2 separate regions of the Homo sapiens genome follow, and region 1 is linked to region 2. Evidence: chromatin loops called from intact Hi-C (ENCODE). Cell type or tissue: natural killer cell. All regions are shown on one strand. Each heading gives the region's core, and the rest is flanking DNA. Links, peaks and the distances in the headings are about the cores only.

Region 1 (10,420 bases), core at 1,768-6,767, 120 kb after region 2:
AGAAGGTGGTGAAAATTTGAGAGACTAAACTACTAAAAGAGATTTAGTGCTTATCTAAAGGGTTATTTAAATTATTTCAGTAGATTAAGTTTATTGGAGTGGCATAACAGTTAGTGGTTCCTCTTCCCCACAATACCTGACAAGTGGGAGCACATGAAGGGAATCTGATTCATTATTCACCGAAAAAGATATTACTGTACATGTTCTCTACACATCTGAGTGTAGTATAAGTATTTTTGAATCCTTGTTTATACAACTGCTGTAAATAAATACAAGTATTTTATGTATAGAAACTAAAGACCTTTAAAAAATCAGAACCCTGTATAATGAAAAGATTAATGAAAACTCCTTTAATGGCCTCTTCATAGTTTAAGTTTATGACTGATACTGCCTTTACTTCAGAAAAGAGATACAGATAGTTAACAACAAAATAAGAATAGCTAATGCTGACTGAGTGGTTTTTCTTTCTGCTAGGTAGAAAGATGTTTTAGATGTTCTAAAGTATATTGTTGAATCTACAAGGTAGCAGCATTGTATTATACCTATTGGACAAATGAGAGAAATGAGGCTTAGAAGGGTGGAGCAACTGGCCCAAGTTTTCATAGCTAGGAACTGGGAGAGATGGGCTACAAACCTACTTAGCTTTCATAGCCTGTGTTTTTAACCACTATGCTATCAGAATAAAAACTTAAATATCTTAGGGAAAGAGGCAACAATTATATCCAAAGAAGGCTAGCATAGTCTTCATAACCAAACCTTAAATTTAGCTTACCAAACATCCAGAGCAACTAAAACTTATCTTTGTTTATCAGATGACCAGGAACTGAACTCAAAAGGGAATTATGAAAAGTAACATTGGACATTCTGCTCGATAAAGTTTACAAAAATTTTGCCAAAGAGCTCAAGAAAATAAGCATATCTGCTAACTAAGAAAATAAAGGTAGCTTGGACTTTTTGCAATGTGTCAGATATTATGCCAGATCCTTCACATGAATTATCTTCTCTAATGCTCACAATAAATTCTCTGAAGGTAGGACTTTATTGTTCTTATTTTACAGATGGTCACTGCCAGGACCAAGATGCTGCTAATGTATACTGGAATAGCCCCATGGTTTACCTGTGATTGGCATCCATCCTGACTGGTCTGTGCCTATGCTCTCACTTGTTATACATTTTAAATATCATCTCTGTCAACTTCCAGTGAAAACGTTAGGGAGTCAAGATATGTCCTCAACCAGTGAGAGCAATCCCTGCTTTGAAAGCACTTTTGCACCAATGAAATATAAATATATAAACAAATAAATTCCAAAAATGTAAAGCCATTATTTCAAATGATTTTAAATGGCCAAACTGAATGTTTTGGCAGCTTGGTGACTTTATGGAAAAAAATAAATTGCTGATGAATTGGCAACTTGGTTAAAGTCCTTTTTTTGGGGAGTGGGAAGCAATAAAATGGGAGGATCGGAAAAGAGCAATTTATAATCATTAGGTTTGCTGTAGGTCACATTTTGTTTCTGATGTACGGTATCAAGGGATGTTTGTGGTGAATTTAAGTGCTAGGCATAACCCTGGGGCCAAGCAAATGGTGGGCAGGTATAGGAAACAGGAATTTGGCTCAGGCAGAATGAGTGGGAACTGAGGGGAGCCACTCTAGTAAGCATAAGTTCAATGAGGATGTCAAAGCAGGTCCAAGTATGGCCTGATTATCATAAGGCAAAGAAAACGAAAACAATTGAAGACATAATAAATGCCTGCTGAAGTTTTAACAGAAACGCAAGTTTTTCTCTTGGCCCTTCAACTCATGGGAGAGTCTTTTAGAAACAGCACAAGTGCGCTCTTTGCTTCTTCTTGTTTCTTCCTCCATCTTGTTGTTCAGAATGTGGATACTGAACGTGGTCCATCTTGGACCATGAAGTCAAATGTCTACAAAAGGAGCAAGAAGATAGAGAGAACTTGATCTCTGCACCAAACCATGATGCACCATACTACCTCTAGATCTCTGATATGGACTTTGATTTGGGGGGAATAAATGTCTGTGCTACCTGAACCATTATTGTGTTGGTTGTTGATCACCTGCATCTGAACTTAATCCTAACTAATAAATACCACTTACCATAGGTAAAGTTTACCAGGACGCAGACTGCAGTGAAGATTGGCATGAGGAAGTATATTAGGGGGTGCCCTTGGAATCCACAATTGTGGAAGGGAAGGAGGCAGGATTGGACAGATGGGGAAGATGAGCTGTGATGTAATCACAACAAAAGCCCCAGCTGACTACATGAGAAGCTCTCATGCTGGCATGGTCATTGAGGGTTATCCTGAGTAGGGGATAGGTAGCCCAGCCTTTATGTGCTCATGCTGACCAGCCATTCTGTGTGGGCTGCATCCAGGGAAGGGAGTGTGACTTTGGTTGAGGCAGATCTTCATAGTCAAAGAACTTCCCAAAGAGGGATGACAGCTGAGGTCTTACAGCAGGTTGGGGAACCTGTTCCTGGTAGTTGAACAGGATGGCACGGCACAGCCCCCAGTCTTAAAATAAGAACCACTTGTTCTTATTTTAAGATGATGTATTTTTGAGTTACTGATGGCTTGAAAGTGGTACTCAATCAGTTTTAATGCTTTCAGTTGCAAGTAACAGAACATCCAACTTAAAGGAAAGGGGCAAGCTTGCAGGAAAGGATCTTTAAGTCATCTACATTTGGGTATAAATGACAGCCACAGAGTATTTACCCTTTTTGGGACGTAATTTTATCAGGAGACCAAAGCTTTTAGCTAAAAACATAAATTTCAAACATTAGGACAGTCATTTTACAGAAACAAAATAAATAATTTCAAAGAAACTATTACCTTCTTAAAGACTAGACTGCGATTGTGAACCCCTGAAGTATCCACAGATCCTGAAGAGTGCCCAGCTGTCTTGACAAGGAAACGGAGAGTCAAGAAGTTTAGTGAGGTCAACAAGAATCCTGCAGCATCTCATCTTCCAGATCTGCAGCAGCCTGTGTTGCAGTCCTACTAAGCTGAAGGCTTAACCATGTCTGCCAGTTCAGGGTACGGAACCCTGGTTACTATTTACTTTCCTTCTTTCTTCCTATAGTGGATATTCTCCTTCAGTGGCCACACAACATCAAAGATTCGCCTTCATTTTTGTATTTTCTACATTGTGTGTACTACCTTCTCAATGTAGAAGCCAGAAAACTTACACATGCTCAGATTCCTGTGTAGTTATAGTGCAATCATGTGACCTATTTTCTATGAATCATATGTATCCACATGAGACCAGGATTTCTTCAAGGGCAGTGTGACGAGATAGTCACAGACAGCGGGAGTGATCTTCTGGTACTTTATCCTGAGCATTATAGATGTTTAATGACAATGACAGTGACATTCCCCCAAAAGCACCCGCACCCCCGCCTTACCCAAAGTGTGGTCTGGGCACTGGGTTTGGCTATGTGGCCTCAGAGTCTGGCCTCTGATCCTCCCAGAGAATCTGTGAGCTATCAGTTATTGTTTAATGAATCTCTCCACCTTATTTTTTTCTTAGACTAGCTAGAAAGGATTCTGTTGTTTGCAGGCTAACAATATACTCCTGAAAGGCAAATACAGTCAGTAAAGGCCCATATCAGCCAAATCCCACCTTACATGTATTAGTATATTCTGAATTTTTCACTCATTAATATCCTGACTTCTGCTTTAAATCTATAGCCTTAACCTTGCACCACATGTCTTACATTCACTTTCTCTTTCCTATAAGGAAGTGGTGCTAACTGAATGACATGGGTGTCAGCAGAACATGCTGTGGCTTCACAACAATGGTTTGTAATATTATGAGATAGCTTTGTTCCTTTTCCTTTTTGTTTCTGATCTGTTTTTGTTTTTCAGGGAGATGAAATTGCTAAGGTAATCTTCAAAGGCAAGGCATCAAAATGGTCCTTTTTTTTTTTTTTTTTTTTTTTTTGAGACAAGTTCTTGCTCTGTTACCCAGGTTGGAGTGCAGTGATGTGATCATAGCATAATAATGCAGCCTCAGCCTGCTGGGCTCAAGTGATCCTCCCACCTCAGCCTCCCAAGAGCTAGGACTACATGTGTGCGCTAATTTTTTAATTTTTATTTTTGTAGAGTTGGGGGGGTCTTGTTATGTTGTCCAGGCTCATATAAAATCTTAGCCACTAGAAATACCATTTATGGCCAAAACCACATATCAAGGACTTGACCGCCCTTTCCCTACATGGGTGTTTCCCTGAACTGTTTTTTTTTGCTGTTGTTGTTTTGGAGACAGAGTCTCTGTTGCCCAGGCTGGAGTGCAGTGGCACAATCACGGCTCACTGCAACTTCCACCTCCTGGGCTGAAGCCGTTCTCCTGCCTCAGCCTCCCGAGTAACTGGGATTACAGGCCCGTGCCACCACACCCAGCTAAATTTTGTGTTTTTTTTGTAGGGATGGGGTTTCACCATGCTGCCCAGGCTGCTCTCGAACTCCTGAGCTCAAGTGATCCACCTGCCTCAGCCTCCCAAAGTGCTAGGATCATAGGTATGAGCAACCATGCCCGGCCCTGAACTGTTCTTAACCTTCAAAATAGCGAACAACGACCACTTCTAGCCTGACACCCAGTCCACAGGGAGACTCATGACTGTCTGCTCTCTTATTACTTAACAGCGATTGATTTTGAGATTGGGCAATGTTATGGGGATTGACTTATTGAGAATATTTTCTGACGTTTTCTTTTTTTGGAACTGCTTTAGAAGTGATAATGTGAACATTCTCCAATGACACATGCTTTTGCTGCTGCAATTATACAAGCGCAAACAACTGTTGCACTTGGATGTGCCCAGGACCTACAGTCTTCCTCTTTGTGCATGATATGTGGGAGCTCAGGCATGGAGAAAAATATCAGAAAATCAAAGTTCTGATGGGCTTTGAGAGGGCCAGGTTAATATACTTTTAGTTTTACTTCTGTTAAGATTAGGTTAAAAGTTCCATATTATCATCATCTTTAAGTGCTAATTATTTACAAGATTTCAATGAAGAATTCTAACAGAAGAATCCATATTTAAGATCTGCAGTAGACTGAATTAAAGGCCTAAATTCTTCATCTTTTCCTGTATCCATGCCATTTGCCACCTAACTTTTCAGTTTCTCCCTCTAAAGCAGGGTTTCTTAGTCTCAGCACTATTGACATTGGGGCTGGATAATTCTTTAATGTGGAGAGCTGTACTGGGCATTGTAGGATGTTTAACTGCATCCATGGCTTCTGCCTAATGGATATCAGTATATTACTCACCACCTGCGATTGTGACAACCAAAAATGCCTCTAGACATTGCCAATATCCTCCCGTGGGGGACAGAATCTCCTCTAGCTGGGAACTACCACTCTAAAGATGGGTAGTTCTCACACTGACTTCGGACTCAAGCAATGTAACTTTCTGTGTCAAAGAAAAACTTGAAATATGTTTGTGTAGTGAAGCTTGCTCTCTTGTGCCTCTTATATCACCATGAGCAGAATGTCTCCAGGGAAGCTGCTCTGTCTTCATTCTGAGCCCTAGAATGAAGCATCTGGGGCACAGCCACCTTGGCTGATTCAAGAAGTGTGTATCTGAAGAAGTATGATCCAAAGAAGTAGGACCACCCCAGCTACCAAGTCCTGAAGTAGAGTTGTTTCATCCAACTTCAGACATGTGAGAAATAGATGGACATTGTATGCCACTGAGATTTTGTGGTTGTTTGTTATGCGGCAAAAGCTGACTGATACAGACCACTTAGCCAAAGTAAAGTATATTCAACTCTTAGTTATATTTATTGGATTTTTTAGTTGCTTACTATGTCTTGAGACTCTCCCTCACTCCTGTTTCCTTCCCTGATTGTAGCTAATCCTCTCTGTCAAGGATGCTTCTGCTTCAAACTAATCCTTCCAGCTCTCTTTTGAGAGATACCTGCAACCACTTGACCACCTACTTGATGTGAATTTAGGCAATGAACTTGGATTGTTTGTCCTTTTAGTATTGAATTTTATAGGGATTCTTTATACGTTCTGGATACAAATCCTTTGTCAGATATATAAATTGCAAATATTTTCCCCAATCTGTTGCATTTTTTCAGTTTAATAGCATCTTCTGATGAGCAAAAAGTAAAAGTAATTTTGATGAACCTAATCTATCTTTTTTTGTCTTTTCTGGTTAGAGCATTTTTTGTTCTAAAAAAGCTTTGCCTAGATTGCAAAGATATTCTCCTCTCTTTTCTTGTTTATAGTTGTAGCTTTAGTGTTTAGCTTCTATAGATTAACTTCATAGTCTTAGCTTTTGTATTAGGGCTATGAGCTACCTTGAATTAATTTTTGTGAATGGTGTGTGTTGTGGGTCAAGATTAATTTTCATTCATGTAAATACCCAGTTTTAGTAAATTTTAATATAATATCTTATGTTATTGAAAAAAGCAGGATGTAAAATATATACTGTAGGGTCAGAACCATTTTTAATCTTATTTAAAGAAATAGGAAATAAATGCAATCAGATTAATAGACGTTGTCATTGGTAGGACTTCGGGTGAGTTTTTTCTTCTTCCTACTTTTCTGTATTTTCCAGTTTTCTATTCTAAAGTTATATTAATGTAATAATTTGGAGAAAAGCTCTAGTTTTCTTTTCTTTTCTTTTTTTTGAGACAGAGTTTTGCTCTTGTCACCCAGGCTGCAGTGCAATGGCACAATCTCGGCTCACTGCAACTTCTGCCTCCCAAATTCAAGGAATTCTCCTGCCTCAGCCTCCTGAGTAACTAGAATTACAGGTGTGCACCACCACGTCTGGCTAATTTTTGTATTTGTAGTAGAGATGGGGTTTCACCATATTGGTCAGGCTGGCCTTGAACTCCTGACCTCAGGTGATCCACTCACCTCAGCCTCCCAAAGTGCTGGGATTACAGGCGTGAGCCACCATGCCTGGCCGAAATTGCAAGAACCTTTAAGGTGATCCCCCACAAACTGGAGCTAGGATTAAGGTGGTTCCTCAGGCCTTTGTTCTGCCTACAATGTTCATGAGAGTTGCTTTCTAGGTTTGATTGCTGCTCAAACATTCAAAATCTGAAATAGCAAAGAAAGAAAAAAGAGGAAATCTATTCCAAAGCAGCTACTGTAACTGAAAGTTGAATGCATGCTGAGAAACAGTATTATAATTTGATATAATTTGATATTTCAGCCTTATTTATTCTGAATTCCTAAAGCTTTGTAGGTATCCAATGCATTATGAAAAAATATTATTTACCTAGAAGCCTAGGGTGCCAAAGGGTATACCTTCTGTGTTTTATTTGGCCTGTGGACAGGGGAAATATTACATAATTCTGTAACTAAGGCCATCTCTCTGCAACTTCTCCATAGCATTCTGTGTCCTTGACCTTTACATAGTGGGCTGTACTGTCCCTGTCACAATGCTTGTGCATTATTCTTCTCTCAACCAGACCTCCTTATTTACTCCTAAGTAGCTAACTCTTATATTAATATACTGTCTCTAAACCCCATTCACTCCACCCAGACCTTTGCCCCTTCCTTTCCTCCTAGACCACATGGTTAGTTATTTCTAGTAGATTTGTTCTATTACCACAACTACCTTTCCTCCTATAGTTTCCTCCTTGACAGTGCTAGCTTCCAGAAAACATTTTGCTACACAGCCTTGTAACATTGTCACCTGTCATATTACAACTGATATGGGAGTGCTGAGAAGCGAAGAGCATCGTCCCTTTAAATGACACGGAAGCGGAAGCGGGGAAGGGAAGTGCTGGGTAGAGTAGGGCGTGGTCCCTGGCTAGGGATCCACCCCCAAGGACCTAGCGAAGGACAGGCACTCCTGCCTTGGAGCCTAAATGTTGCATTTCCCAAGACCACCCTGGCCTGCCATGCCCCATTCTGTGCCTATAAAAACTTGAGACCCTAGCAGGCACACACACACAAGTGGCTGGACAGAAGAAGACACAAATAGCTGGTCATGGAGAGCACGCCGCAGAAGAGCATGCTGACAGGCACCAGCAGGCCATCAACCAGCAGAAGACGAAGTTTGGCCAGAGCGGTTGGAAAAGGGTCCAGCGGCAGGACTCCAGGGAAAAACCGTCTCCCTTCTGACTCCCCGATCTGCTGAGAGCTACTTTCACTCAATAAAACCTTGCACTCATTCTCCAAGCCCACATGTGATCTGATTCTTCCGGTACACCAAGGCAAAAACCCCAGTGATACAGAAATCCCTCTGTCCTTGTGATAAGGAAAGGGGTGTAATTGAGAAGGTTAACACAATCCGCCTATAGACAGCAAACTAAGAGAGCGCCCTGTAACACACGCCCACTGGGGCTTCAGCTGTAAACATTCACCCCTAGACACTGCCATGGGGTCAGAGCCCCACAGCCTGCCAGTCTGTGTGCTCCCCTAGAGGTTTGAGCAATGGGGCGCTGAAGAAGTAAGCCGCACCCCCATTGCATGCCCTGCGAGGGGGACAAGGGAAACTTTCCTGTTTCACAACCAGAAAACAAATGGCATTGTAGGTAACATGGGAAGAATTAGTAAATAAAAATCAACAGAACTGCAGTTCTATAGAGAATCTGACTAACCAGGATAGATTGTTTCCAGAAAGCATCAAATTTCAGAAATATGTAATCTGGGCAATGAGAACAAAGACAGCTTTAAAAATATAAGGCAGGAAAAGTAGGATATCATATAAAGGTGGGTCATGTAGGGAAAATTTGGGAAAGACTCCAATGTCTGAGTGTCTTCAGTGGAAAATTAGGCCTCATTTAGCACATAACCTCCAGGTTATCTGATTCTATGAGGTTTGTGCCTTTTTATTATCTTTGAGCCATTTTATAACTGTAAATTTAGACAATGACTAGCGATGCAAATTATTCTTGTTCCTGTTGTGCAAACGAGTTCTGTCTAGTGGAGTGACAATTGTTTTCCCTACCCCTGTCCCATGTGGAATAAGCCAGTTTTACTTTATTTGTTAATTCATTTCAGTATTCTTAAGTGTCTGTATATATGTGTGTGTGTATGGCTCTTAGAATTCTCCTTTGAACTGGTTGTCATGACTTACTGGTCCCTTGGATAAGAGTAAAATAAGGCTGGGCACAGTGGCTCATACCTCTAATCCCAGCACTTTGGGAGGCCAGGATCACTTGAGGCTAGGAGTTCAAGACCAGCCTGGGCAACACAGCAAGACCCTGTCCCTACAAAAAAAAAATTTGGCTGGGTGCAGCAGCACCTACCTGTAGTCCTAGCTACTTGGAAGGCTGAGGCAGGAGGATTGCTTGAGCACAGGAGGTCGCGGCTGCAGTGAGCCTTGATTATGCCACTGCACTCCAGGCTCAGCAACAGAGTCAGATCTTGTCTCAAAAAAAAAATAAGAAAGTAAGTAAAATTTTGACAACGTTTATTTTATATTTGTATGAGTCATTATTCTGCCTTTAAAAAATATCTTTTAACAATAATTTAAAGACATTAGTTAAAAAATAAATTTAGGAACTGTGACAATAGGGTCTTCCTTGCACAAATGGGCCTAGCAGAAATCATGGCAAAATGCAAGTCCCAGTTTGAATCTGGGAACTTCGTTTCCACTCCAATTAGGTGCCAGAACCCTGAGTTAGTGGAGAAATGCCATGTACTCAAGAACTCAGATTTGGGGGCATTATGTGGGATACCTGGCCACTCCACTTTGCATTTCAGAGGTTTACCACCTGGTGGCATTCCCCAAAACTTGGGGCTTCTGTCATCATACAAGGAGCAGCTATGGTTATTTATAAACCTTGTCATTTTGTAAGTGAGTATTATGGCTGTTAGGTTTGGCTAGCTGCTTCTTGTTTCAGTACAAAGTGGTGCAGCCCCAGAGAACTGCACCTGGAATGGAGTTGTGTCAGTATAGGGATTCACTCATTTTTTTCTAAGGTCCAATCCTGGATTGTAGTGCTATTCTCTTCCTCTGTTCCTGTTCCTGTGTTTCAGAGTTCAGAATGTTCCTAAAAGAAATTTCAGAATGAAGCAGACTGAAATAAGAAAATTCATTATTTTTTCCAGTCTACCATGCTACTCTAATCTAATTGACTTCCTGGTTATACTTTCCTTTCCTCTCTACCTCCCTCCTCCAGGCTCTCTTTGCTTCCCTTTCAGCTAACAGGCTTATTAGGCACAACCTCTTTACATACACTTTCCTGCCTCCATTCTTTTACTTTTCTTCTCCTTACTCTTGATCAGCCTGAATAATTCCATCAAGCCACCAAACACCTCAACCATTACACTGGCATGGCGTAAAAGAGGAGTGTTCACCTCACCCAAATTCAAAGACATAGTCCTGAACTACTCTCTTCCATCTTTTCTTTCAGAGGCATCTTTTACTCTGTCGCCCAGGCTGGTCTCAAGCCATTCCCCCACTCACCTCAGCCCCAAAGAGTTGGGATTCCA
Region 2 (10,420 bases), core at 2,553-7,552:
AACTATACCTGATACAAACCAGGCAAACAAAATTAATTTAACAGCCCCTGGCACGATTTCTGTCTATTAAAAATGAAAACTAGACCACACAGGAGAAATAAAAGAAACAATGTTTCTATCTTTCATGGTAAATTTTCATGTAATCCAGGAAAACAAGATTTCAAAAAGGCTTTAGGAAAAAGCAGGAATAAATTTTAATGCTGACAATAATAGATAGAACTTTTGGATCAACACCTACCGATTTTTTTCTACTGTTTTCCAGATCTTTGAGTTCATTCTCGATTTTTGTGATTAATTCCCTGAGTTCATCAAGATTAGTGCAAATAAGCTAAAATAAAACACAAAAACACAGCTTGATAACACATAATATAAAACACCCAAAATGTGGTAACAGAAGTTGTTTTAACACACACTGAATTCACAATTATTTTTCTCTGTAATAGTAAAAAGCAAGAAAAGCTCTGCAGTTTATATTTTAAAATATATTTACTTGCTATGATGTATGAACTTCAGGCTTAGTATAAAAGAAGCTGAAATTTCAACATTGGTGGTTTCATCCCACATCCCCACCTTTCAGTTTGCTTTATAATTCGGGTACTTTCTTAACATCATTAACTTTCAGCCCAGAATGACAAAGATCTGGAAACTCACCCTAGATTTCACAGGTTGTCAAATCACCTTTAAGAAATGCTTCATCAGGCAGTCTCCCAGTAGGTGAATAAACACACTCTTGGAGAACTGTTATACCTTTGCCTTGGTTTGCTAACTATACAATTTAACAAACCTTAGTTATTGCTGTTGGGGTTGCTAAAAGGACTGCAACTATATGTAACACATTCAAAGACCTAAACAAAATGAAGTACACATTCTTAATATCAGTTTAGTAGTCTTTAATAAAACCATCTCCACAGATAGCATCTATTTCCTTTCATAATTGTGTGGCTCATTTCATTTCACCTGGTAACATTGGCAAATGGCCAAAATAATTATTAATTACTAACAACTAAACTAGCTTGGTTTAATTACTAAAGTTTTAGTGAACTGTCAACAACAGTAACAAAAATATTAGTAACTACATCTTAGTTTTTGTAAAATTATACTGAATTTCTCCAATTCATTCAATATACTTTTTTCCTAAAATAATTTAAGCTATTTAAAAAAAATTACTGCGAAAAAGAACTAGATTTCTGAAACAAAACTACAACCGAATAGAGAGGAAAAATCTCAGATTAATGAAAAGTCTTATTGTAATGTTTATACCATGTGATAATTAAAAAAAAACTGTACTTATAAATTACTAATTCACCATTAGCTTTTATCAGCCCCAAGTTCGATACATTCATTAATTTCAGTGTCAGGGGACTGTTTTCCTAAAGGGCACTTTCTTCTGTTAGAAGAGCAAACAAAAACAATAAAAGCAAAAGTGGGTCACAACAAGATAATTCCTTGTGGCTACTGAGTGACAAAAATAAGACAGAGCCCCTTAAATTTCTTCTATTAGGTTAAACCATATGAAATTGCTGATATGCTTTTTATCCACAAAAATGGCAAGACAGTTCAACCTAAGAGATTAAGAAAAAATGATCACAGATAATTTTTATTAACAATTACATATTAGGAATATCTATATAATTTCAAATTCATAGAATTGACCAAGTAGGGAAAATATGTATTTAAATAACCCAGATTAAACAATTTGAGAGTAGAAATAATACAATGATGTAGTGGGACAGTGTAGCTGGTATTTATTAGAAACTACACATTCCAATTTGCCAAATTTACTTATGAAAGAAATGCTGATGGTCAAGCAGTGGACTGGCCAACCAGGTAAGTGGGTCTAGAACTAGAGAGCGTCTTCAACTTCTATTGTAACTATGAAGACTTGGAACAATGTTGTCCCTACCGTGGATTTTTATTAAGTATTCAGTGAGGACTAAACTTTTCATAGTATAATCTACTATTATGATGACGGTGTCAAATTTGCCCCAGAGCTTGCAGGTGGATGGCTATACCTCTTTCACCGAACTTGGTGTACTTGTTAATATCAAATCATAGATTTCTTATTTGCACATATGGCAAACCACAGAGGAATTTTTACTTGCATCTCAGTTGTCTCACTACACAAGGAATAGGGTATATTTTGCATGCAGTTTGTAGAAATTTACAGGAACCATGAAGACATATACCCCTAGAACTAAATGAAAACATATACTCCTACAACTAAACATGCCCTAAAACATTTTGAGATCTTTTAATTACCAATTAGTTATGAAGTCAACAGATATTTATGTTCCATTTAAAGGAAGAGATAACACAGTTATCTCTTCATAGAAACTTACAGGAACAATGAAGACATATACCTCTACAACTAAACATGCCCTAAAACATTTTGAGATCTCTTAATTATCAATTAGTTATGAAGTCAACAGATATTTATGTTCCATTTAAAGCAAGAGATAACACAGTTCTGAAGCCAAACCACGAATGAAATCACACAGCTTAAGAGCTACATAAAATAACACTTTCAAGTGGCTGTATCTAGTTAGTAAACTGTACTAAATTAGTACTTTTCAAACTTTAATGTGCATAAGAATTGCATGGGGATCTTAATAAAACAGTTTTTTGTTTAGTAGGTCTGAGGTGAGACCTTGGATTCTGCATTTCTAACAAGTTTCCAGGTATTGCCTGCAAATAACATTTTTGAGTAGTAAGGTACTAAATGACTATGAATTATAAATCAACATGGCTACTGGAACATTCTGGTACCATGGAGCTAATGAGTATGAAAATACAAGATTAATTTCCAAATAGGGAATGGCATATTGAATTAAATGTACGATAAGACAATTGTTTCTTAAAATATTTTTAGCTATAATATTTATTCTGAGGTTATATTAAAATGACGTTAATAGCTACATAACAATTTATACTTTATATATTAAAACTAATATATATTCCCTCTATATGTATATTTAATGTATACCTAATATATATACCCAATATATAGAGTCAAATTAACCTTTTATAAAACTGAATAGGAACACAATTAGTTTGACTTATGCCAACTCGATGTCATATACAACTCTACTACCTCTCTTCTGCCTCCAAAATAAGGCATATATGTGGCCATTACATTCAACTCAACTTCATATGATGTTTTTAAAAACAGAATCAACCCAATAAATAAAGTTCAACTTAAAAAAGGAGAACAAAGATTTTTTTTTAAAAAAGCAAAACACCTTATTAAAACCTCCTTCTCATTATCTTGCATTTGAAAAACGTATCTGAGGCACAGGGCCTGCAGGGGTGAACACGAAACTCCATAGCAGCTCAGATTACAGTCAGGTCACATTGCTAACACTTATGAGAGGAGGTTTTCAGTCAAGCCACAGAGGTTACAAGAAGAGTTTTATCTCCCAGCAAGAACCTCTCCAAGGCTGTCACACTCCCTCAAGTTAACCTTTCATTTAATATAATCCATGGCAGAGCTACAAAATCACAGATCTCAGAGCTGAAAGGGACTAAAAATGTGTAATTTGTCCAAGCCTTAGCCTAGGCTAAAGAGACCTATCTCCAATTCATATAAAAGGTAATTAAACTAACAGAGGTAAAGTGACCTAAGATGACACACTGCTAGAGGAAACCACAGAACCCAGGACTTCTCCTACTATATTATATTCTTTTTAAAAGGGTCTTTATAACAACACAAAAATAAAGAAATCTAACAACTGAACTTGTATTATAGTTTTAGGATTCAGTTTATATCTAAGCTTTCATTTTTATTAAATGGTAATATTAAAAGGTCCTCTCTTCAACTCAACAAGCAGCAATGTATGTATGTGGTGGGAGTGGGGAGGCCCTGTAGAGATAAAAAAAAAAACTCCATGACCGTATCTCAGAACTACATAATAAATCATTCCTTACTTTACTGATACTTCAAACTAGAAATTATGTCCTTTGGATAGAAATTCAATAGGTCTAAAAGATATTTACTTGCTCCAAAAAAGGACATAAGGTAACATTAAAAAATACAAACAATATGGTAGATTATATTAAAAAGCAAAGCAAAAGGAAAACAATGTAGAAAAGTAAAAATGAATAGGTCCAGACAAAAGGGATCACACATTCACTCCCGTTCTAATAAAAAGATCCTGTAATTTATTATAAAAATAATAAGTGAAATACTAAATGCATGGTATAAATTCAAAATTTATATTGTATTTAAACTAAAATTATAATGGCATCTGCTAAAACTATGCAGATGGGAAAATTTCTTTTTATTTCTTATCATCACCATACCAGCAACAAGGACTACTTAAAAACTTGCAAATAAGGATATCACTTGTGACATGAAAGCCAAATTAGTCTGATAAACAACCATGTGATTAAACACAGATGTTTCTCTCAATGAACTATATATATTTTTAAGGGAGAACTATATTAATTTTAAGGGGGAAGAACTCCTGCTGTTAAAAGTGAAACAAAAAGCGGAGGTTAAAAATATTCATTTTAAGAGGGAGCAATTCAAAATAATGATATAATCAAAACATCTTAATACAGTAAGCAGTTAAAAAGCTGATTAAACTAACAGAGGTAAAATGACCTAAGATGACACACTGATAGAGGAAACCACAGAGAATCGCTTGAACCAGGAAGTCAGAGATTGCAGTAAGCCAGGATTGTGCCACTGCACTCCAGTCTGGCGGCAGAGCGAGACTCCGTCTCAAAACAAACAAACAAACAACAACAACAACAACAACAACAAAACCCTAATTTTAATTTTGGTTTCAATTTGTTATGTTGCAGTACTTTATTTCTTATCCCTTAGTTTCTCCATTGGTTAGATGGAGAAGTATAGTTTTTTCAGAGGTATGTTAAGGATCAGTGAGTTTTTTCTTATGTTTGAAAACAATGTAATATAAGTCTTAGCAGCTGGATTCTGGAGTTCTTCTGCAAAGCAGCCTTTAAAATCAATCATGCATATGAAATGGGAGCAAGGGCACACTGCATGGAAGATTTTTTTTTGGTTATTGTTGAAAAGCAGACTTAGGGTAACTAAGGCTGTTAAATTATTTTTAAAACTTATGTTATTGAGACTCAACACATTAGTTTTTAAAAATACTTCCTGTAACTTTCTGTCATAATTATGTACAAAAGATAAGTCATATAACATTAGATTTCTCTCTTAAATGTTAAATGAAAAGACTTTTTAGGAAAAAGTAACTATTAGGAAAACTGATATTCACTTTTCAGTCTAATAGTCTTTCTTTGATTACAAAACAGATAAAGGAAAAAGAATTTTACCAATTTAACAAAGTCGTAAGTAAATGTTAAAGTTGATATAAAAGCTTAAATCACCAATATTCTATAATTATCACTAAAAAATCCAACAATTTCCCCTACATGACAAATATATAATGCATCATAACAATACAACAGGGATAAACGTAAGTTTTCACTCTCATCAAACATAATGATGCAAATACTATTACTTGGTTTTCCACTTTTCAAATTCTTGTAGGCTTAATCATGTGCCACTTTCATTAAGACCAAATCCAAGATTTATTTCAAGGTTTTAAGTAAATGGAAAGAGTGCTAAGGGTCAATAATAGATGTTTTTATGCCATTTTTAATTGATTTTCCTATTCATAATTCAGTGTTTTTCACCAGAAGCGACTGACCTGCTTATTTGAAAACAATAAAAATGGCTAAAACAGTAAGCTGTATCATTCAATCCTCACAACTCTACAAGGAAGGTACTATTATTACCCCACTGTACAAATGAGAAACTGGAATCATGGAGAAGTTAAATACCTTACCCCACAGAGTTAATCAGTGGTAGAGCTGGCATTCAAACCCAAGTAGGTAGCCTGGTTGCAGAACCCTTGTGTTTAACCACTATGCAGATTACTGGTACCCACTGAATCAAGGTCTTTTGGAGGATGAAACCAACAATCTTCATTTTAAATAAAGGTATCACATTATTTTTATACTATCTAAAGTTTGAGAACCACTGACATAACTCTTAGGAAAAAGTGGCACACATTTGGTTAGACCCTTTACAATATACAGTCGTCCCTCGGTATCCGTGGGGTACTGGTTCCAGGACTCACCTCTGAACCCTGCGGATACCAAAATCCAAGGATGCTTAAGACCTTGATATAAAGTGGTATAGTATCTGCATATAACACATCCTCCCATATACTTTAGGTCATCTCTACATTACTTATAATACCTAATACAATATAGTTGTGATATAAATTGTTGTTATATCATATTGTTTAGGGAATAATGACAAGAAAAAAAATCAGTACATGTTTAGTACGGACACATTTAAGAAAATATTTTCAATCCAAGGTTGAATGCACAGATGCAGAACCTACAGATACAGAGGGCTGACTGTACACACACACACACACACACACACACACACACACACACACACCCCCACCCCACCCTGCCACACATACAAATCCAATCCACCATTTGAATGCTCACAGTGTATACTCTAAATAGGAGTAGGATGATTATTTTCTAAACCTGGGTGCAGATATTAGGTGTGTATATAAACATGGATTCTTTCTGAAGCAAATAGGGGGGCAAGTTCAAGTTCTAGCTTTAAAAAAAGTCAACAAAAACATTGTCAAACTAAAAAGCAGCTGAGGTCAAAACATTTTTAAAAACTCATTAGGACTTAAAAAAAAAAAACTTCACAATTTAACCCTTTCATTTATCTCTATCTAAGCATGCTTTCTGTCAATTTAAAGAAGACTGGTCCTTTGGCAAACTGGTCAGGTTTTACAAAAGGGATCTATTATCTATCCAAAAACAGGTTCATTATTTTCAGAAGCAAGATATTTCAGAATGAATAATATGAAGATCTTCTGACTAAATATTTCTATATTTTTATGTTTAATGCTAGAAATGTGATATTTAAAACACCTTGAACAAAACAAATAATTTACAGAATCTGAGGTGCTAAATACCATATCGCTAGAACTTTTGGGCAGGGAATGAATTCACTTTATTATATAATAGTCTTCTTACATGTGGAAGACTCAAATAAAGTAACACACTACATAAAATTATTTTGAGAGACAAAACTAAGTTTTGCATTTAACAGCAAAGTTTACTAGTGACTAGCACTATCTCCTATTTTATTAATGTGTGTATTTGAAGCAAATGATCTATTTCCCTGTGAGACAGTTGCCAAGTTTCTTTATGAGTAATGCCGTGGTATTCATATTGTAAACTAGGCATAAGAACCACTGTTTTCATGAGACTATTACTCCTCTCTATCCTCTCTCTCTCTCTTCTTCCCTCTCTGTTTTCTCTCCCTCTAGGACACCTTGAGAACCAGGAAGAGACTTATTTATTTATTTATTTATTTATTTATTTATTTATTTAGAGACAGAGTTTCCCTCATTGCCCAGCCTGGAGTGCAATGGCGTGATGTTGGCTCACTGCAACCTCTGCCTCCCAGATTCAAGTGATTCTCCTCTCTCAGCCTCCCGGGTAGATGGGATTACAGGCACATGCCACCACACCCGGCTAATTTTTTTTGTATTTTTAGTAGAGATGGGGTTTCATATAGGTCAGGCTGGTCTCGAACTCCTGACCTCAGGTGATCCGCCTGCCTCGGCCTCCCTAAGTGCTGGGATTACAGGTGTGAGCCACTGGGCCCGGCCAAGACCATTTTAAACAGCTCAATCTGGCAAAATATTTTGACCATGACCCATGGTCAGCAACACATTTTACAATGCATATCCTTGTGTACACACATACAATTGAAACCAAAGTTTCACGAAACAATATATGTGAGTGTACATATTCACACTGCTATGTGTAGCACACTTACTATATGTAATTGTGCTGATTTCTTTTCTAGTTTAATTTTGTTAGCTTAAAAAAGAAACACTGGTCATGCAATCTGCTAAAATGATTTCATGCCTCACTAATGAATACCACTGCAATTTTAAAAAACACTGGCTATGCAGCCTGTGCTACTTAATATATGGAAAAGTCTATTCACTAAGATGGGTATAGAGGAAATATTAACAATGGGCCAGATTTGCTCTAACATCTACATTCCCAGGGCTGATGCTTTGAGGACTGAGAAAAACAAAAGTCGGAGAAATAGTAAACACAGGTGTGACAGCAGTGGACGCGTGATGATGTAATACTAAAGCATTAAAATATGTTACAAGAAGTGGTATAAAGGCCTCTAAGTAAACAGTAAAATTGTTATTTTTTTATTAACTACTCTGCAACCAAGGTTATATAATATATAAAAGGATTTTGTAGAAATGTTTGTAATTCATCCTAAGAATATCATTAAAAATATTCTATTCTACAGTACTAAGAGAAAAACATGTCTATTTTCTTTAACTGTTGATTTAAAAATGTTAAATTTTTACCAGTTAGTAACTTCCATAAAAACACTCTCCAAAATAGAATTTTTACTGAAAATGAATGTGTCCACATTTTTAGATATATCTAACTATTAAACTCACATTATATATTATCAATATTTTCATAGCTATTGTCCCTTTATTTTCATCTCTACTTGACTTGAGACTCACAAATTCATCTGAACACCACTTTTATCTTTTGGTCATTAGGTATGAGTTTATAAAACTTTTGAAAATTGACTAGACACATGAATACAAAGACGTTTTTAAAGAAAGTGTTTATTGAAGAAAATACATCTTTTATAAAATAGAAAATAAAAGCATTAATTAGGGTGAGATTCTCTGCTTAGTATTAGCTACAAATAAAAAACTCTTCACTTAATCATATGGCAGTACAGATAATTACTTTTTCTTTCCACAGAAATGTTTAAAGACCATTTCAATTAACCTTTACTTAATATTCTCTCTGAAGATCATATACAGCTAAGAGTTGAAAGATTTGTTTTCCAAGTTAATAAATCTACCATTTATTTCTACAGTGCCCAAATAAATGAAAACGAACTATCTAGGCACTATTACCATCTCCAAATTATGATTTGTTCTTGGAAGAGTTTCATTCACACATTTGCTTTTATGTATTATATATATATACATACACACACACACACATATACTATATAGTATATATATATTATTTCTATTAAACTGCTTCTAGGAAATGTACTAGTAGAGATTAAGATATAAAAAAGGGTTTTTATTATTAAAAGACAAAAATAGAGGTAAAAATTACGAAATACTAGCAGATTAAATCTTGGTTACATCTGCACTTGCAGGGAGAAAAGTCACTGTCAGAAACATTTCATTACAAGTAAGTGTGCTACAGTTTCTTGGAATTCAGCCAAACTCTCGAGGAATGATATGAACACTGAAACAAAAAATTGAAAAATTTCGAGACAAAGTTGAAACATTTACCTGAAACTCTGGTACAGTAGGTGACTTTATGACAGTTTTCCTCTTCTTTGTGATTGCTTTTTTAGAGACGGATTTTTTTCCTTTCAAGATTAAAAGAGAAAACCTTCATAATGCTGTTTATAGCACTTCATTAACAAAAAACAAATTACGCAGATCCTTGAAAGTTAAATTGTAACTAACAGATGGCTGCTAGTGAGTCAAATAAAAATGATGAATCAAAACAAGCCCCAGTAAAAGCAAACATTAAACTATTAACTACCTGTTAACAGACATATTAACAAATGCTGTTTTATGTTTATATGAACTGAACGATTACCATCTCCAATGTGTTATACGGTAGAATCTACTGCAAGATTAGGCAAAAAAGTCACATTACTACTGCTTAATTAAAATCTACATTTGCAACTTAAGATGAGACTACATAGGGAAAAAAACCTTACCTTTAACATTGACTTCGCAGTCAGGAACTTGCATAAGAACTACAGCTGAAGACTATGGTCTCTAGCCAGCCTAATGTGAAAATCCCCTTAAGTAGCTTAGGTAACAAAGTTTTTCTACTCCTTTAGCTCTGCACTCACCTAATAGGCTGCCCTTGGCGGTATCAATACCCAAAGTTTTAAAAGAAGATAAACATCTCCCTTTAAAGTGCACCTAGTTATTTGTGGAATCAGAAACCACTGGAAAAAAATAAACCTCATACTTAGAGCCAATTCACAGTATACACTGAAATATATCTACTTTTTGTATTTAACGTGACAAAAAAATACATACATGCATAAAAATTCTATTTTTAGACCAGGCGCGGTGGCTCACACCTGTAATCCCAGCACTTTGGGAGGCCAAGGCAGGCGGATCACCAGAGGTCAGTTCGAGACCAGCCTAGTTAACAGGGCGAAACCCCGTCTCTACTAAAAATACAAAAATTAGCCGGGTGTGGTGGTGCGTGCCTGTAATCTCAGCTACCTGGGAGCCTGAGACAGGAGAATCATGTGAACCTGGGAGGTGGAGGTTGTAGTGAGCCAAGATCGCACCATTGT

What was found. A loop is a pair of places that touch in the nucleus more often than their neighbours do. Peaks named below come from ENCODE experiments on the same cell type or tissue, not always from the same donor. Only the 100,000 strongest peaks of a DNase experiment are listed, where the experiment ranks them.
Region 1: a loop joins it to region 2, with 8 times the contacts of the local background. A loop is called at or near these places in 1 of 110 quality-filtered maps.

The regions. Positions count from the first base shown.
Region 1 is chr9:6,065,307-6,075,726 of GRCh38, forward strand. It overlaps LOC124902116 (a long non-coding RNA gene), which reads right to left and starts at 2,986. Exons shown (of 2, transcript XR_007061410.1): 1 at 2,848-2,986; 2 at 1-1,923. RefSeq lists enhancers at 3,834-3,883, 3,894-3,953. In natural killer cell, for the core only: no CTCF peak of the experiment used is centred there; a DNase peak (open chromatin) is centred at 3,785; H3K27ac peaks cover 1,518 bases.
Region 2 is chr9:5,944,633-5,955,052 of GRCh38, forward strand. BRD10 (bromodomain containing 10) reads right to left here. Exons shown (of 8, transcript NM_001017969.3): 4 at 9,384-9,463; 5 at 239-328. Among named protein-coding and RNA genes, the nearest start is that of MIR4665, 58 kb to the right of the region's middle. In natural killer cell, for the core only: no CTCF peak of the experiment used is centred there; a DNase peak (open chromatin) is centred at 4,649; H3K4me3 peaks cover 421 bases; H3K27ac peaks cover 1,028 bases.